Regions from separate parts of the Homo sapiens genome. Here all the other regions are linked to region 2. Evidence: read pairs that join two places in POLR2A ChIA-PET (ENCODE). Cell type or tissue: OCI-LY7. All regions are shown on one strand. Each heading gives the region's core, and the rest is flanking DNA. Links, peaks and the distances in the headings are about the cores only. Region 1 overlaps SMARCA4 (SWI/SNF related BAF chromatin remodeling complex subunit ATPase 4). Region 2 overlaps TYK2 (tyrosine kinase 2). Region 3 overlaps S1PR2 (sphingosine-1-phosphate receptor 2).

The links. ChIA-PET counts read pairs that join two places held together with the same protein. Peaks named below come from ENCODE experiments on the same cell type or tissue, not always from the same donor. Only the 100,000 strongest peaks of a DNase experiment are listed, where the experiment ranks them.
Region 1: POLR2A ChIA-PET joins it to region 2 with 8 read pairs; 2 of 35 experiments call an interaction of 5 or more read pairs at or near these places.
Region 3: POLR2A ChIA-PET joins it to region 2 with 6 read pairs; 7 of 35 experiments call an interaction of 5 or more read pairs at or near these places.

Annotation. Positions count from the first base shown.
Region 1 is chr19:10,974,603-10,980,328 of GRCh38, reverse strand. All of the region lies in intron 1 of SMARCA4 (SWI/SNF related BAF chromatin remodeling complex subunit ATPase 4), which reads right to left. Among named protein-coding and RNA genes, the nearest start is that of SMARCA4, 16 kb to the right of the region's middle. RefSeq lists an enhancer at 2,491-3,183. In OCI-LY7, for the core only: no CTCF peak of the experiment used is centred there; DNase peaks (open chromatin) are centred at 2,264, 2,538, 3,198 and 3,808; H3K4me3 peaks cover 3,856 bases; H3K27ac peaks cover 5,000 bases.
Region 2 is chr19:10,371,028-10,376,027 of GRCh38, reverse strand. The region is part of intron 3 of TYK2 (tyrosine kinase 2); the gene reads left to right. Among named protein-coding and RNA genes, the nearest start is that of TYK2, 7.0 kb to the left of the region's middle. In OCI-LY7, for the core only: no CTCF peak of the experiment used is centred there; a DNase peak (open chromatin) is centred at 2,117; H3K27ac peaks cover 1,155 bases.
Region 3 is chr19:10,221,836-10,227,561 of GRCh38, reverse strand. It overlaps S1PR2 (sphingosine-1-phosphate receptor 2), which reads left to right. Exons shown (of 2, transcript NM_004230.4): 2 at 2,615-5,726. The coding sequence starts at 2,657. The coding sequence ends at 3,718. Among named protein-coding and RNA genes, the nearest start is that of MIR4322, 5.7 kb to the left of the region's middle. In OCI-LY7, for the core only: no CTCF peak of the experiment used is centred there; DNase peaks (open chromatin) are centred at 416, 4,875 and 5,171; H3K4me3 peaks cover 2,750 bases; H3K27ac peaks cover 4,696 bases.

The sequences.
Region 1 (5,726 bases), core at 402-5,401, 600 kb before region 2:
GAATAAGGCAAGTCTGCTTTTTAGAAGCACGGGGTTTCACAGAGGCTTGTTAGAATGGCCTCTCCTCCTGAAAATGCTGCCTCTAGAGTCAGGCTGCAGTGAAACAGGAACGCGGGTGCCACCAGCATCCGCAAATTCATTTCCGGATTGAAAGCTCAGACACGTGCAGAGTGACAGTAAAGGGGATCCCAACAGCCCGGGAGTGATGCAAAGCCATCCCCAGCAGTATCGCCCAGTGCCAAAGCCTGTGATGAGGTTGCTGGTGCCTGCACTTGAACAAGCACTGGCCGACTTGCAGCACAAAGTGGAGAGCCGTGGAGCGACTCCACGTCCTCAGCTCAGTACTGAGGGGAGCAGCGTGTGATTCTGCTTACTCTCACTGACTTGTACATGCCCTGATCGCAGGATCATAGGTGAACAGCTTGAAGAACACTGCGTCAGACATCCCTCCTGACGTTCCAGAAGGCATTCTTGGGCCCCCCCAGTCAATACCACTCTCCCAGGGAAACCACTATTTTGACTATCACTGTGGCTTCCTTTCACCTGTTATTGAACTTCCAATAAAATGACGGGTGTGGTGGGTCACGTCTATAATACATATATTATATAATATACAATATATACTTATAACATATAATATATGTAACATATAAATAATATAATGTTGGGGGCAGTGGGTCATACCTATAATCCCAGCACTTTGGGAGGCCAAGGCAGAAGGATCGCTTGAGTCCAGGAATTCAAGACCAGCCTAGGCAACATAGCAAGACCCTGTCTCTACAAGTTTTTTTTTTTAAATTAGCTTATACTCAGGAGGCTGAGTAGGGAGAACTGTTTGAGCCCAGGAGGTCAAGGCTGCAGTGAGCCATGATCGTGGGCAACAGAGAAAGACCCTGTCTCAAAAAAAAAAAAAAAAGACAATCACACAGGGTCACCATGTCTGGGAGAGTCATCCGTTCTTTTTATGTGAGCATTCTCATTTTCATAGACATTGTACTCTACCAGGTTCTGGCCAGCACAAATCAAGCTGCTATGAGAGTCATTTGGTGAACACATGCATTGGTTCTTCTTGGGTGTCCAAGAATGAAACTGGTGGTTATAAAGGGAGGCATAAACTTAGCTTTGCTAGTTTTCCAAAATAGTTGTATCATCTACACACACGGTCCCACCTCCCACACAGGGACAGCATTCCAGGTGCTCTTCATCAACCCCAACACTTGCTGCTGTCAGTCCTTACAACTTTTAACAATGTTGCCAATGTCCAATCGCATCTTCTTATGGTCTTCATTTGCATGTCCCTCACAACTAATGGCACGGAGCACCTTTCTGTATGCTTACTGGCTATTGAGATATCTATCTATCTATTTATTTATTTATTTAGAGACAGAGTCTTGCTCCATCACCCAAGCTGGAGTGCAGTGGCGTGATCTCGGCTCACTGCAACCTCCGCCTCCTAGGTTCAAGCGATTATCGTGCCTCAGCTTCCCGAGTAGCTGGGATTACAGGCACGCACCACTATACCTGGCTAAAATATATATATATATATATTTTTTGTATTTTTAGTAGAGACGGGGTTTCGCCATGTTGGCCAGGCTGGTCTTGAACTCCTGATCCACCTGCATCAGCCTCCAGAAGTGCTGGGATTACAGGCACGAGCCACCACATATGTGGCCGGTATCCACTTTTAAAAAGTAGAAAGTATCGGCCGGGCGTGATGGCTCATACCTGTAATCCCAGCACTTTGGGAGGCCGAGGCAAGCAGAGGTCAGGAGTTCGAGACCAGCCTGACCAAAATGGTAAAACCCGTCTCTACTAAAAATACAAAAATTAGCCAGGCGTGGTGGGTGCATGCCTATAATCCCAGCTACTTAGGAGGCTGAGGCAGGAGAATCACTTGAACCCGGTAGGTGGAAGTTGCAGTGAAGCCGAGATTACATCATTGCACTCCAGCCTGGGCAATAAGAGTAAACCTCCATCTCAACAAACAGAAAAAAAGAGAGAGAAGCTCTTAATTCTAATGAAGGCCAGTTCATCAAGTTTGGTCTTTGAGGTTTAACATTTCTGGGGTCCTATTTAAGAAATCCTCGTCTACCGTAAGGTCATGCTGACAGAGGAAGGGAAGGGATATTTGCAAATCCAGCGGGGACTGTGGCTTGCCTTCACCTCCCTGTGATTTACAACTGCTGAGGATGTCTCAGTCACAAAGAAATGGCAAGGAAGGAAGATCTAGCCAGGAGGTAGGGGCCTCAGCCTACTTGATGGTAACAACTGAGACTCCCCGCACTGGGCCCTCACCACCACACAGGGACTACAGTGGTCCTGCTGGCCAGCTGACAGATGACAGGGAAGTGGAAGAGTTCAGGTCACAAGGCCAAGGCCACAGTGGAACTCACTGCCATGCATCCCACACTCTGAACATGGACTGTGAAGCCACGGTGCCACCTGCCTCACGGGTAACCTCCCTGTGGCTCCACCTCCTCCTCCACAGGCTGGAACATCGAACCATCACTCACAGGCAGGAAGTGCCAGCCGCTCAGCTGGTGAAACCAAGGTGCCCCATCTCTCCCCAGGTTTACTGAGCAGCTGCTTAGCACGTGAAAGGTATCGCACTAGGAGCATCACACAGATGAGGTCCTCAGATGCTCCCATCAAAATGTGAAGCAGAGGCTCCTTTCCCTGAACAGAAATGAGAAAACTGAGTCATGGGCTGGGCATGGTGGCCCATGCCTGTAATCCCAGCACTTTGGGAGGCCGAGGCGGGCGGGTCACTTGAGGTGAGAAGTTCAACACCAGCCTGGCCGACTTGGTGAAACCCCGTATCTACTTAAAAAACAAAAAGTAGCTGGGTATGGTGGTGCATGCCTGTAATGCCAGCTACTCGGGAGGCTGGGGCAGGAGAATTGATTGAACCCGAGAGGCAGAGGCTGCAGTGAGCCGAGATCACACCACTGCACTCCAGCCTGGGCAACAGAGCAAGAGTTCATCTCAAAAAAAACAAAAACAAAACAAAAAAAAACTCGAGTCCGTAACGCAGCCTCCCCCCAGCACAAACCGCAGGTAACACTCCTGCCCCGCAATGCTCAGGAACAACAGACTGGCTTCCCCTCTTGGGCGCGCATCAGGTAGAAGCAGCTGGCTGGAGAGCAGCAAACCCCTAGGTGCGATCCAGGACCTGCTGTCAGCCATGACACGCCCACCCTGGCAAGCAATGCACACAGATTTGGCCGGCTGCCAAGAATTTTGTTCTTGTTATTTGTTTATTTATTTGTTTTGGAGACAGAGTCTCGCTCTGTCACCCAGGCTTAGCGCAGTGGTGCGACCTTGGCTCACTGCAACCTCCGCCTCCTAGGTTCAAGCGATTCTCCTGCCTCAGCCTCCCGAGTAGCTGGGACTACAGGCGCACACTGCCGAACCTGGCTAATTTTTTTGTATTTTAGTAGAGACAGGGTTTTTGCCATGTTGCCCAGGCTGGTCTCAAACTCCTGAGCTCAGGCAATCCGCCTGCCTCGGCCTCCCAAAGTGCTAGGATTACAGATGAGAGGCACCACGCCCGGCCCAATTTTTTTTTTTTTTTTGAGACAGGGTCTCGCTCTGTCTCCCAGGCTGGAATGCAGTGGCGCCATCACAGCTCACAGCCTTGAACTTCTGGGCTCAAGTGATCCTCCCATCTCAACTTCCCGAGTAGCTGGGACTACAGGCTCATGCCACTATGCCCAGCTAATTTTTGTATTTCTTTATAGAAATGAGGTCTCGCCGTGTTGCCCAGGCTGGTCTCAAACACCTGGGCTCAAGTGATCCGCCCACCTCAACCTCCGAAAGTGCTAGGACTACAGGCATGAGCCACCGCACCTAGCCCAAGCCACAGTGCCTGACCCACAAACATCTCTTATCCCTCCTTGCTCCCACAGCCATAAGCATGGTGTTGTTCTCAGCCCTCAACCTCCTCCTGGCCAGCTCACCCTCCCTGAAGGGCTGGGGTGAGGCCAGCCCTGTAGAAGCTGGATGGGGTGTGGGGCTGGGTGCACCTTGCTCCGGCGAGATGTCTACACGGGAAGGCCAAACGAGCACGGCCAGGAAAGGTGTCTAAGGACAAGGAACACCTCTCTCTCTACCCCTTCTTACCCCATCGCCAATCATCCCTGCCCTTCTATACAGGAAACGAAGGATTTGGCATTTTCAGCAAAGTCCTGGGGTGGCCAAAGGTCGTCCCTAAGGTGTCTTACACGGTGCCGCTTAGAGTCCTGCAATGGGGCCCTCAATGATAAGTCACTAGCAGGGGAAATTCACGCAGCAATGAAATCCATTGCAGACCAGGAGGCCACACCTACTCAGGTGGAAAAAGCAAAGGATGAGGGGATTCAGGGGCCAAAAGGGCAAGAATAGTTAGTACAGCGTGTGGAAGCCAAATCCAGATGTGTGCGGCCCTTGGATCGGGTGCTGCCGGGGCCTCCACAAGGAGAAAACAGAGCCTGGGAATCCAGGCCAGCAGCCAGAAGGAATGACCGGAAGTGAAACTACTCTGGCACAAGAATCTAAAAGCTAAGATGTAAAACACTCAGTTAAAAGTCCAGGAGGTTAACCCTTTCCCTGGGCCAAAGGGTCTAGAAGTGGTGTGGCCATATTGCCTCAATTTCTTGAGAAGCTCCTCAATTGCCCAGCAATCAGAACCCCCACACAACCCACGCTGCAGAAGTCTTGGCACATCAAAAAAGAATTGAGAGGCTGGGCGTGGTGGCTCACGCCTACAATTCCAGCACTTTGCGAGGCCAAGGTGGGCGGATCACAAGGTCAGGAGTTTGAGACCACCCTGGCCAACATGGTGAAACCCTATCTCTACTAAAATACAAAAATTAGCTGGGCGTGGTGGAGCTGGCCTGTAGTCCCAGCTATTCGGGAAGCTGAGGCAAGAGAATCGCTTGAACCCGGGAGGTGGAGGTTGCAGTGAGCCAAGATCGCGCCACTGCACTCCAGCCTGGCAACAGAGAAACACTCAAAAAAAAAAAAAAAAAAGTAAGGTTGGATATGGTGTTAATGCCTATAATCCCAGCACTTTGGAGGCCAAGGAAGGCAGATCACCTGAGGCCAAGAGTTCGGGACCAGCCTGGCCAACATAGCAGAATCCCATCTCTAGTAAAAATACAAAAGTCAGCCAGGGGTAATGGTGCATGCCTGTAGTCCCAGCTACTCAGGAGGCTGAGGCACGATAATCACTTGAACCAGGAAACGGAGGTTGCAGTGAGCCAAGATCACGCCACTGCACTCCATCCTGAGCGACAGAGACCCTGTCTCAAAAAAAAAAAAAAAAAAAAAAGAATAACTATATATGCATATGGCTGGGCATGGTGTCTCACAGCTGTAATCCCAGCACTGTCGGAAGCTGAGGCGAGCGGATCACCTGAGATCGAGACCAGCCTGGCAAACGTGGTGAAACCCCATCTCTACAAAAACACAAAAGTTAGCTAGGCGTGGTGGTGGGCACCTGTAATCACAGCTACTTGGGAGGCAGAGGCAGGAGAATCACTTGAACCCAGCAGCCAGAGGTTGCGGTGAGCCAAGATCGCACCACAGCTCTCTAGCCCAGGCAATAGAGCAAGACTCTGTCTCAAAAAAAAAAAAAAAAAAAAAAAAAAAAAAAAAAATATATATATATATATATATATATGCATGTTAATCCATGCATAGAAATTACCCCAAAGAAAACATGCACAAACCGCTGTCAGCACAGC
Region 2 (5,000 bases), core at 1-5,000:
AGAAAAAAAAAAAAAAAAAAGAAAGAAAGGCTTTCCCTCCTCCTGCACAGGAAATTGCACTTCCAAATATATCTACTACAGTCTTTCTTTTTTTCTTTTTTTTGAGATGGAGTCTCGCTCTGTCCCAGGCTGAAGTGCAATGGCGCAATCTCAGCTAACTGCAACCTCCGCCTCCCGGGTTCAAGCGATTCTCCGGCCTCAGCCTCCCGAGTAGCTGGGACTACAGGTGTGTGCCACCATGCCCGGCTAGATTTTTTTTTTTTTTTTGTATTTTTAGTAGAGGTGGGGTTTCACCGTGTTAGCCAGGATGGTCTTGATCTCCTGACCTCGTGATCTGCCCGCCTCGGCCCTCCAAAGTGCTGGGATTACAGGTGTGAGCCACCATGCCCGGCCCAATTTTCTTTTTTTAATGACATAGGGTCTCACTCTGTCACCCAGGCTGGAGTGCAGTGGTGTGACCTCAGCTCACTGCAACCTCCATGTCCCAGGTTCAAGCCATTCTCCTGCCTCAGCCGCCTGAGTAGCTGGAATTACAGGTGCACACCCCACGCCCGGCTAGTTTTTATATTTTTAGTAGAGCTGGAGTTTTGCCATGTTGGCCAGGCTGGTCTCGAACTTCTGACCTCAAGTGATCCACCTGCCTCAGCCTCCCAAAGTGCTGGGATTACAGGCGTGAGCCACCATGCCCAACCAAGGAAAGGCCTTTCTAAGGCGGCTTTGGTTACATATACCTTCCTCCAGAAACTCCTCTTACCTCCCCCATTCCCAGCTTTCCATGACTGGATGGGGGCATTGTAATCAATTTTTATAACACTTCCTACTTCCCCATTGATGGCTGAGTCTTTTTTTTTTTTTCTTTCGTAGAGACAGTCTCTCTCTTGCCCAGGCTGAAATGCAGTGGTGCAATCATGACGCATTGCAGCCTCTAACTGCCCAGGCTCAAGTGATTTTCCTGCCTCAGTCTCCCAAATAGCTGGGGCTACAGGCACATGTCACCACACCCGGATAATTTTTGTATTTTTTGCATGTTGCCTCATGCTGGTCTCAAACTCCTGGGCTCAAGCCATCCACCCGCCTTGGCTTCCCAAAGTGTTGGGAGGCATGAGCCATCGCGCCTGGCCATGACTGATTTTTTTTTTTTTTTTGAAACGAAGTCTCGCTCAGTCCTCAAAGCTGGAGTGCAATGGCACAATCTTGGCTCACTGCAACCTCCGCCTCCCGGGTTCTAGCGATCCTCCTGCCTCAGCCTCCTGAGTAGCTGGGATTACAGGCGCCTGCCACCACGCCCAGCTAATTTTTGTATTTTTAGTAGAGACGGGGTTTCACCATGTTGGTCAGGCTGGTCTTGAACATGCATGCTGTTCCCCCTGCCTCGGCCTCTCAAAGTGCTGGGATGACAGGTGTGAGCCACCGTGCCCGGCTTTTTTTTTTTTTTTTTTTTTTGAGACGGAGTCTCGCTCTGTCACCCAGGCTGGAGTGCAGTGGTGTGATCTCGGCTCACTGCAACCTCCGCCTCCCGGGTTCAAGTGATTCTCCTGCCTCAGCCTCCTGAGTAGCTGGGATTACAGGCGCCCACCACCACACCTGGCTAATTTTTGTATTTTCAGTAGAGACGGGGGTTTCACCATGTTGGCCAGGCTGGTCTCGAACTCCTGACCTCAAGTGATCCACCTGCCTCAGACTCCCAAAGTGTTGGGATTACAAGTGTGCACCCTCGAGCCTGGCCATGGCTGATTCTTTGTTTTGTTTTGTTGTGTTGTTTGAGACAGAGTCTCGCTCTGTCGCCCAGGCTGGAGTGCAGTGGCGCGATCTCAGCTCACTGCAAGCTCCGCCTTCCGGGTTCACGCCATTCTCCTGCCTCAGCCTCCCGAGGAGCTGGGACTATAGGCACCCACCACCACGCCTGGCTAATTTTTTGTATTTTTAGTAGAGACAGGGTTTCACTGTGCTAGCCAGGATGGTCTCGATCTCCTGACCTCGTGATCCGCCCACCTCAGCCTCCCAAAGTGCTGGGATTACAGGTGTGAGCCACTGTGCCCGCCCCCATGACTGATTATTAAAGGATTCAGACAGGTGTGCGGGTGATGTGAAACACGCTCAGCAGAGGGAACAGCATGCATGGAGGCCCGGAGAGCTTGATCTGTTTGAGGAAGCGAAAGACCTTCAGGGTGACTGGGGTATCAATTTTGAGAGTTTGGAAGGGGAAGTAACAATTGAAATTGGGGCATAGCAGGCAAAAGCCAGGGTGGGGGTACTCAGAATCAAGGGTCAAGGGGTTGGGCATTCTCCGGGAGCAATGGGGAGCCATGGAAGGTTTAAGCCAGAGAGTGAAGCAGTCTGACTAGTTCTTTTATTTTTATTTTTTATTTTTGACTGGTTCTTTAAGAAGTTGTCTCAAGCCAGGCACAGTGGGTCACGCCTGTAATCCCAGCACTTTGGGAGGCTGAGGCGGGCAGATCACTTGAGGTTAGGAGTTTGAGACCAGCATGGCCAACATGGTGAAACCCCGTCTCTACTAAAAATATAAAAATTAGCTGGGCGTGGTGACGCACATCCCAGCTACTTGGGAGGCTGAGGCAGGAGAATCACTTAAACCTGGGAGGCGGAGTTGCAGTGAGCCGAGATCGCACCACTGCACTCCAGCCTGGGTGACAGAGACTCGGTCTCAAAAAACAAAAATATGAAACATTGGCCAGGTGCCGTAGCTCACACTTGTAATCCTTGCGCTTAGGGAGGCCAAGGCGGGTGGATCACTTGAGGTCAGGAGTTGGAGACCAGTCTGGTCAACATGATGAAACCCCATCTCTACTGAAAATACAAAAAATTAGCCGGGCGTGGTGGCGGGCGCCTGTAATCCCAGCTACTCAGGAGGCTGAGGCAGGAGAATCGCTTGAACCCAGGGGGTGGAGGTTACAGTGAGCCGAGATCACGCCACTGCACTCCAGCCTGGGCAACAAGAGCAAAAACTCTATCCAAAAAAAAAAAAAATACAAAAAATTAGCTGGGCATGGTGGCACATGCCTGTAGTCCCAGCTACTCAGGAGGCTGAGACAGGAGAATGACTTGAACCTGAAAGGCAGAAGTTGCGGTGAACCAAGATTGCAACATTGCACTCCAGTCTGGGTGACTCCATCTAAAAAAAATATATATTGTTTCACAGGGAGGTATCCTCCCTTCACAGAGGGGCAGTATAATTCCATGGTGTGACTTTGGAGAGTGATTTGATAACACAGTCAAAGCTGGATGCAGTGGCTCACGCCTGCAATCCCAGCAGTTTTGGAGGCTAAGCGTGGAGGATCACTTGAGCCCAGGAGTTCAAGATCAGCCTGGGCAACATCGCGAAACCCCGTCTCTACTAAAAATACAAAAAATTAGCCAGGTGTGCTGTGTGCTGGTGTGCACCTGTAGTCCCAGCTACTCAGGAGGCTGAGGTGGGAGGATCACTTGAGCCCGGGAGGTTGAAGCTACAGTGATCATGCCACTGCCCTTCAGCCTAGGTGACAGAGCAAGATGCTGTCTCAAAAAAAAAAAAAAAAAAAAAAATATATATATATATATATATATATATAGCTGTGTGTGGTGGCGTGTTCCTGTATTTCCCAGCTACTCAGGAGACTGAGGCAGGAGGACTGCTTGAGCCAGGGAGGTCATGGCTGCACTGAGCCATGATTGCACCACTGTATTCCAGCCTATATGTCAGAGCAAGATCCTGCTTCAAAAAAAAAAAAAAACCCAGGCCGGGCGCCGTGGCTCACGCCTGTAATCCCAGCACTTTGGGAGGCTGAGGTGGGCGAATCATGAGGTCAGGAGATTGCGACCGTCCTGGCTAACACGGTGAAACCCCGTCTCTACTAAAAAAATACAAAAAAATTAGCTGGGCATGGTGGCGGGCGCCTGTAGTCCCAGCTACTCGGGAGGCTGAGGCAGGAGAATGGCGTGAACCCAGGAGGCAGAGCTTGCAGTGAGCGGAGATTGAGCCACCACACTCCAGCCTGGGCGACAGATCGAGACTCCGTCTCAAAAAAAAAAACAAAAACTCAGAAACATCTTCCCTGAGGCCATATAGTTCCACTCCTGGACAGTGACAGTCACTCTATAAACAGTCAGCTCATGTGCTCCCAGGGACACTTATGAGAATGTTTAGAGCCGCCTTGTTTATCATATGGAAAAGGGGAGACCATTGCAAAGTCCCTCAATAAGAGACTGCCTAAGTAAATTGCAATCTGGTTGAATACTGGACTACTGCGCAGCCGGGAGAAGGAATTTAACCAGAATTACTCATGTCATTCTGCATGAAGCTTTATAACCTCTCGTAGCCTGAAAAAGCACATTGCAGAGGGACGTCTGCAGTATAATACCACACATTTACAGTTCATAACTTTTTTTTTTTTGAGACAGAGTTTCGCTCCTGTTGCCCAGGTTGGAGTGCAATAGCACGATCTCAGCTCACCGCAACCTCCACCTCCCAGGTTCAATTCTCCTGCCTCAGCCTCCCGAGTAGCTGGGATTACAGGCATGCGCCACCACGCCCAGCTAATTTTGTATTTTTAGTAGAGACGGGGTTTCTCCATTTTGGTCAGGCTGGTCTCGAACTCCCGACCTCAGGTGATCCGCCTCCCTCAGCCTCCCAAAGTGCTGGGATTACAGGCGTGAGCCACTGTGCCCAGCCACAGTTCATAACATTTAAGGCTAGATTGTAGAGGATATGAAAATTATAAACACTACTTCAGGGCAGAGCACACTGGCTTATGCCTGTAATCCCAGCACTTTGGAGGCTGAGTAGCTCAGCCTCCCAGCTACTCAGGAGGCTGAGGTGGGAGGATCACTTGAGCCTAGGAGTTTGAGACCAGCCTGGACAACATGGTGAGACCCCTTCTCTACAAAAACTACAAAAATCAGCTGGGCATGGTGGCGTGCGCCTGTAGTCCCAGCTCCTTGGGAGGCTGAGGCAGGAGGATTGCTTTAGCCCAGTAAGTCGAGGGTGCAGTGAGCCATGATCA
Region 3 (5,726 bases), core at 323-5,322, 150 kb after region 2:
CCTGGGACTGGCTGCAGCGTGCAGAGGGCATCAAGATGCCCGGGGCTGCGTCCAGCAAGGGAACAAGGGGCCTCTGTGTGGCTATCTGGGAGGGGCAGCAGTCCCCGGGGACGTGCACAAGCCCTTGTCTGTTCCCAAACTAGGACGGATGTCCCTCCGCCCTGGGGGAGCAGCTGCCTCTATCCAGCCAGGGGCCAGGATGCCCCTTGGAGGGGGCGGCCAGGGACTGAGATGGCTGGGTGACTCCGGAAACCTCCATCACTCCTGGGCTCAGGAGAACTGGCCTAACCAGACTTTTCTGGAACGGTGCACACAGTCCTTGCCAGACGTGTTTCTAGGGACCTGAGGAGGACTCCCCCTACTCTCCCCCCTCCCTCCCATTTAGCTAAGGCTGGAACTTCCTCTCCCTTCATGAAAGGCATACACTGCACTGGCGCCTCTGACAACCCCTAACCCTACCCCCAAGCTGGGGGAAGGCCATGGTGTCTGCCTCTCATCCTCTCTGCCGAGGAGCGCCTCTCCCCGCCCCCTCCCACCACGGCTCAGTTTTCCTTGGTGGGTGGCGATGGGGGGGGATGGGAGGGGGTAGAGGGAGGGATGGAAGAGGGTGGAGGGGAGGGATGGGAGGGGGTTGGGGGGGTGACTCAGGTTTTCATGGAACAAATGCCTTACCCCCTCCCGGCGGGGCTGCACACCCCTTCACGGCTCACATGACTTCAGCAAAGCTGCCCCATCCTCCCAGCCAGGACCTCCCAGATGGGGTCTCTCCCATCCTGACTCCCCCTACATCCCGCCTTCCTCACACCGGATGTGACTGCAGAGTGAGGACTCCACCCTGTTTGTTCCAGGGGCCTCACATCTGGATTTCATCCTGGCTGGGGAGGGGGTGCCAGCGCCCTGCCCATCCCGGCAGGACCTTCTGTCCCAGGGCAGAGCTAGATGGTGCTGATGAGAACAGGCTGTTGGAGATCTCGTCTGGTTGGCTTACATCCCTTCCCTTCCCAAAGGACTGGAGGAAAGAGGGGAGCTAATAACATTTGGCAGTATTTGTTGAGTGCTTACTATGAGCTAAACGTGCCTCATGCGTCATTTAAAAGGATTTTCCCATCACCCCCATGAAGTGGGCTTTCTTCTCTCTATTGCACAGATAAGGAGGTTCAGGCTGAGACAGCGTCTAGGGACTTGCCCAGTGTTTCAGAGGTGGAATGGGAGCAAATTCTGGATTGCCTTCAAGGTCTGTGTCCTTGAAGATGGTGTGACCTCTGGGATGTTTGAATCTCAGGGCCGCCCTGGTGTCTCCCCAAGACCTTATCTTGGGAGCACCCGTGGCCTCAAGGCTTAGACCCAGCCTGAAATCCAGCGTTAGTGGGTGGTAATGAATGAGCAGGGCACGGAGCTATCAGTGGTGAGACTCTCCCTGACCCAGGTCAGCATGAGGGCGCAGGCGCCTGTGTGTTCCAGAAAAGAGACAAACCCTCCAGGACCTGCCTAGGGCTTGCTCTCTGGGTAGGTGGGCAAGGTTTCTGGAAGTCCACATTATATTTTTCATGCCATTTGGGGGAGCTTCTTTCCCTTTGAAAGCGTGTAGCTACTCAGGAGACTGAGGCAGGAGGATCACTTGAGCCCAGGAGTAGAGACAACTGTGAGCTATGATCATGCCACTGCACTCCAGCCTGGGTGACAGAGCAAGACCCTATCTCTAGAAAATAATAATGAAAATTAAAAGAGGCAAGATGTCATGGTTCATACCTGTAATCTCATTGCTTTGAGAGGCCGAGGAGAATTGCTTGAAGCCAGGAGTTCAGGACCAGCCTGGACAACACAGTGAGACCCAATCTCTAAAAAACAAAAAAACTAGCCAGGCGGCTGGGCCCGGTGGCTCACACTGGTAATCCCAGCGCTTTGAGAGGCCGAGGCAGGCGGATCATGAGGTCAGAAGTTCGAGACCATGCTGGCCAACATGGTGAAACCCTGTCTCTACTAAAAATAAAAAAAAAATTAGCTGGGCCTGGTGGCAGGTGCCCGTAATCCCAGCTACTCAGGAAGCTGAGGCAGGAGAATCACTTGAACCCAGGAGGAGGAGGTTGCAGTGAGCCAAGACCGTGCCGCAGCACTCCAGCCTTGGCAACAGAGGGAGACTCCATCTCAAAAAAAAAAAAAAAAAAAAAAAATTAGCCAGGCGTGGTGGCATGTGCTTGTAGCTGAAGCTGAGGTGGGAGGCTGAGGTGGGAGGATCACTTGAGCCCAGGAGTTCAAGGCTGCAGGGAGCTATGATTGCGCCACTGCACTCCAGCCTGAATGACAGAGCAAGACCTTGTCTTTAAAATATAGATAAATAAAATAAATAAGAAAGAGCGTAGCCTAGGGCTTATAGAGGCCGCAGAGCCAGTCTCTCTGGCCCTGCCGCTGGTTAAATTTGAGACTTTAGGAAAGTGAATTAATCTCTCTGGGTTTCCCGTCTGTAAGTGGGGATGATGATGATTCTGAATTCATGTGGCCCTTCCTCGAAGAGTAACAGAGCAGGAAATTGAATCTCAGCCCATCCGAGGCCAGAGCCCAGGTAGCAGCCACAGCTCTGACCTATTGTCTGTCTGTCTGTCTGTCTTCTCTGCAGTTCTGAAAGCCCCATGGCCCCAGCAGGCCTCTGAGCCCCACCATGGGCAGCTTGTACTCGGAGTACCTGAACCCCAACAAGGTCCAGGAACACTATAATTATACCAAGGAGACGCTGGAAACGCAGGAGACGACCTCCCGCCAGGTGGCCTCGGCCTTCATCGTCATCCTCTGTTGCGCCATTGTGGTGGAAAACCTTCTGGTGCTCATTGCGGTGGCCCGAAACAGCAAGTTCCACTCGGCAATGTACCTGTTTCTGGGCAACCTGGCCGCCTCCGATCTACTGGCAGGCGTGGCCTTCGTAGCCAATACCTTGCTCTCTGGCTCTGTCACGCTGAGGCTGACGCCTGTGCAGTGGTTTGCCCGGGAGGGCTCTGCCTTCATCACGCTCTCGGCCTCTGTCTTCAGCCTCCTGGCCATCGCCATTGAGCGCCACGTGGCCATTGCCAAGGTCAAGCTGTATGGCAGCGACAAGAGCTGCCGCATGCTTCTGCTCATCGGGGCCTCGTGGCTCATCTCGCTGGTCCTCGGTGGCCTGCCCATCCTTGGCTGGAACTGCCTGGGCCACCTCGAGGCCTGCTCCACTGTCCTGCCTCTCTACGCCAAGCATTATGTGCTGTGCGTGGTGACCATCTTCTCCATCATCCTGTTGGCCATCGTGGCCCTGTACGTGCGCATCTACTGCGTGGTCCGCTCAAGCCACGCTGACATGGCCGCCCCGCAGACGCTAGCCCTGCTCAAGACGGTCACCATCGTGCTAGGCGTCTTTATCGTCTGCTGGCTGCCCGCCTTCAGCATCCTCCTTCTGGACTATGCCTGTCCCGTCCACTCCTGCCCGATCCTCTACAAAGCCCACTACTTTTTCGCCGTCTCCACCCTGAATTCCCTGCTCAACCCCGTCATCTACACGTGGCGCAGCCGGGACCTGCGGCGGGAGGTGCTTCGGCCGCTGCAGTGCTGGAGGCCGGGGGTGGGGGTGCAAGGACGGAGGCGGGGCGGGACCCCGGGCCACCACCTCCTGCCACTCCGCAGCTCCAGCTCCCTGGAGAGGGGCATGCACATGCCCACGTCACCCACGTTTCTGGAGGGCAACACGGTGGTCTGAGGGTGGGGGTGGACCAACAACCAGGCCAGGGCAGAGGGGTTCATGGAGAGGCCACTGGGTGACCCCAGATAGAGACTTGGGGCTACTGAGCCAGATGCCCCCGCCCCACAGACCTGGGTGATGTTGCAAATATTTCACACCTGGAAAGGCCAGATAAGGCACTGACTAGTCACATAGCAGTGTTGCAGTGCGGTCCTGAGGGCCAGTCCAGTGGCTAGTGTGACCCCTTTAGAACTGGATCCTGGGGAGGCCAGGGCAGGGGACCTGTGAAGAGCCAGGGTGAGGGCAGGCAGCATTTAAGGGGAGCTCAGGGCAGGAGCACTTTACCACCTGGTACAAAGGATTTTTTTTTTTTTTTGAGACGGAATCTTGCACTGCTGCCCAGGCTGGAGTGCAGTGGCGTGATCTCGGCTCACCGCAAGCTCCGCCTCCTGGGTTCATGTCGTTCTCCTGCCTCAGCCTCCCAAGTAGCTGGGACTATAGGCGCCTGCCACCACACCTGGCTAATTTTTTGTACCTTTAGTAGAGATGGGGTTTCACCGTGTTAGCCAGGATGGTCTTGATCTCCTGACCTCGTGATCCGCCCGCCTCGGCCTCCCAAAGTGCTGGGATTACAGGCGTGAGCCACCGTGCCCGGCTTTTTTTTTTTTTTTTTTTTTTTTTTTTTTTTTTTTTGAGATGAAGTCTCGCTCTGTTGCCCAGGCTGGAGAGTGCAGTGGTACGGTCTCAGCTCACTGCAACCTCCACCTCCCAGGTTCAAGCGATTCTCCAGCCTGAGCCTCCTGAGTAGCTGGGATTACAGGTGCCTACCACCACGCCCAGGTAATTTTTTTTTTTTTTGTATTTTTAGTAGAGACGGGGTTTCACCATGTTGGCCAGGCTGGTCTCGAACTCCTGACCTCATGATCCGCCCGTGTTGGCCTCCCAAAGTGTGGGATTACAGGCGTAAGCCACCTCACCTGGCGGTACAAAGAATTTCTGCATTTTCTTCCCTGGCCCCTAGTCCTGCACCGATTTCTCCTTTTCGAATGTATTCCTCCTGCCACCTTCTCTGGGCAACTTCGTGCGACTACAGAACCACTGTCCTGAGGAGCTAGAGGCCTCCTCTCTGACCATCCAGAGCCCAAATCCACAGCTTCCCCAAATTTCATCAGCTGCCACTTGACGACTTCTCCCCGTCTCTCTGAGGCCCGGAAACCACGGCTGGAGGTGGGGAGGGGATGGCGGCTGAGGTCCATTCCTCATTCTCAGACCTCATTGCTCAGTTGCACTATTTGGGGCACAGAATAATCACCAAAAGTGAGAAAAACGAGTTTGGGTGGCTGGGGAGGACTTTGGGACTCTTGATGCAAGGCGCAACTTGAGAAAATTCTGGGTGTGATATTTGCACAGACACCCTCCTTTCAAAAACAGCCACCCCCCAAGCTATTCTCAGCTCCACACCTGCAGCCCCAGCTAAGGTACCAGGTCTCCTGAGCAAGGCAGAGAGAAGCCTTGAGCCTTCTCTGTGTCTTCTTTCAAGAACCCCGCTGTGTCTTCTTTCAAGATTTTTTTTTTGAGACAGTTTCAAGATTTTTGTTTTGTTTTTGAGATGGAGTCTCACTGTGTCACCCAGGCTGAGGTGGCAGTGGTTCAATCTCCGTTCACTGCCACCTCCACCTCCCGGGTTCAAGCGATTCTCCTGCTTCAGCCTCTCGAGTAGCTGGGACTACAGGCACCTGCCACCATGTCTGGCTAATTTTTGTATTTTTAGTAGAGACAGGGTTTCACTACGTTGGCCAGGCTGGTCTCAAACTCCTGACCTCAAGTGATCCGCCCGCCTCGGCCTCCCCAATTGCTGGGATTACAGGCGTGAGCCACTGTGCCCGGCCTTCTTCTTTCAAGTTATATAGAATGGAGCATGGGGGTGGCAGTGGCTAGGGACATTTCCTGGGGACACTCTCCCCTAACCCCCCAGAAGGACTTCACAAAAACCTGTGGATAATGGAAGGGATGTTACGGTACAAAC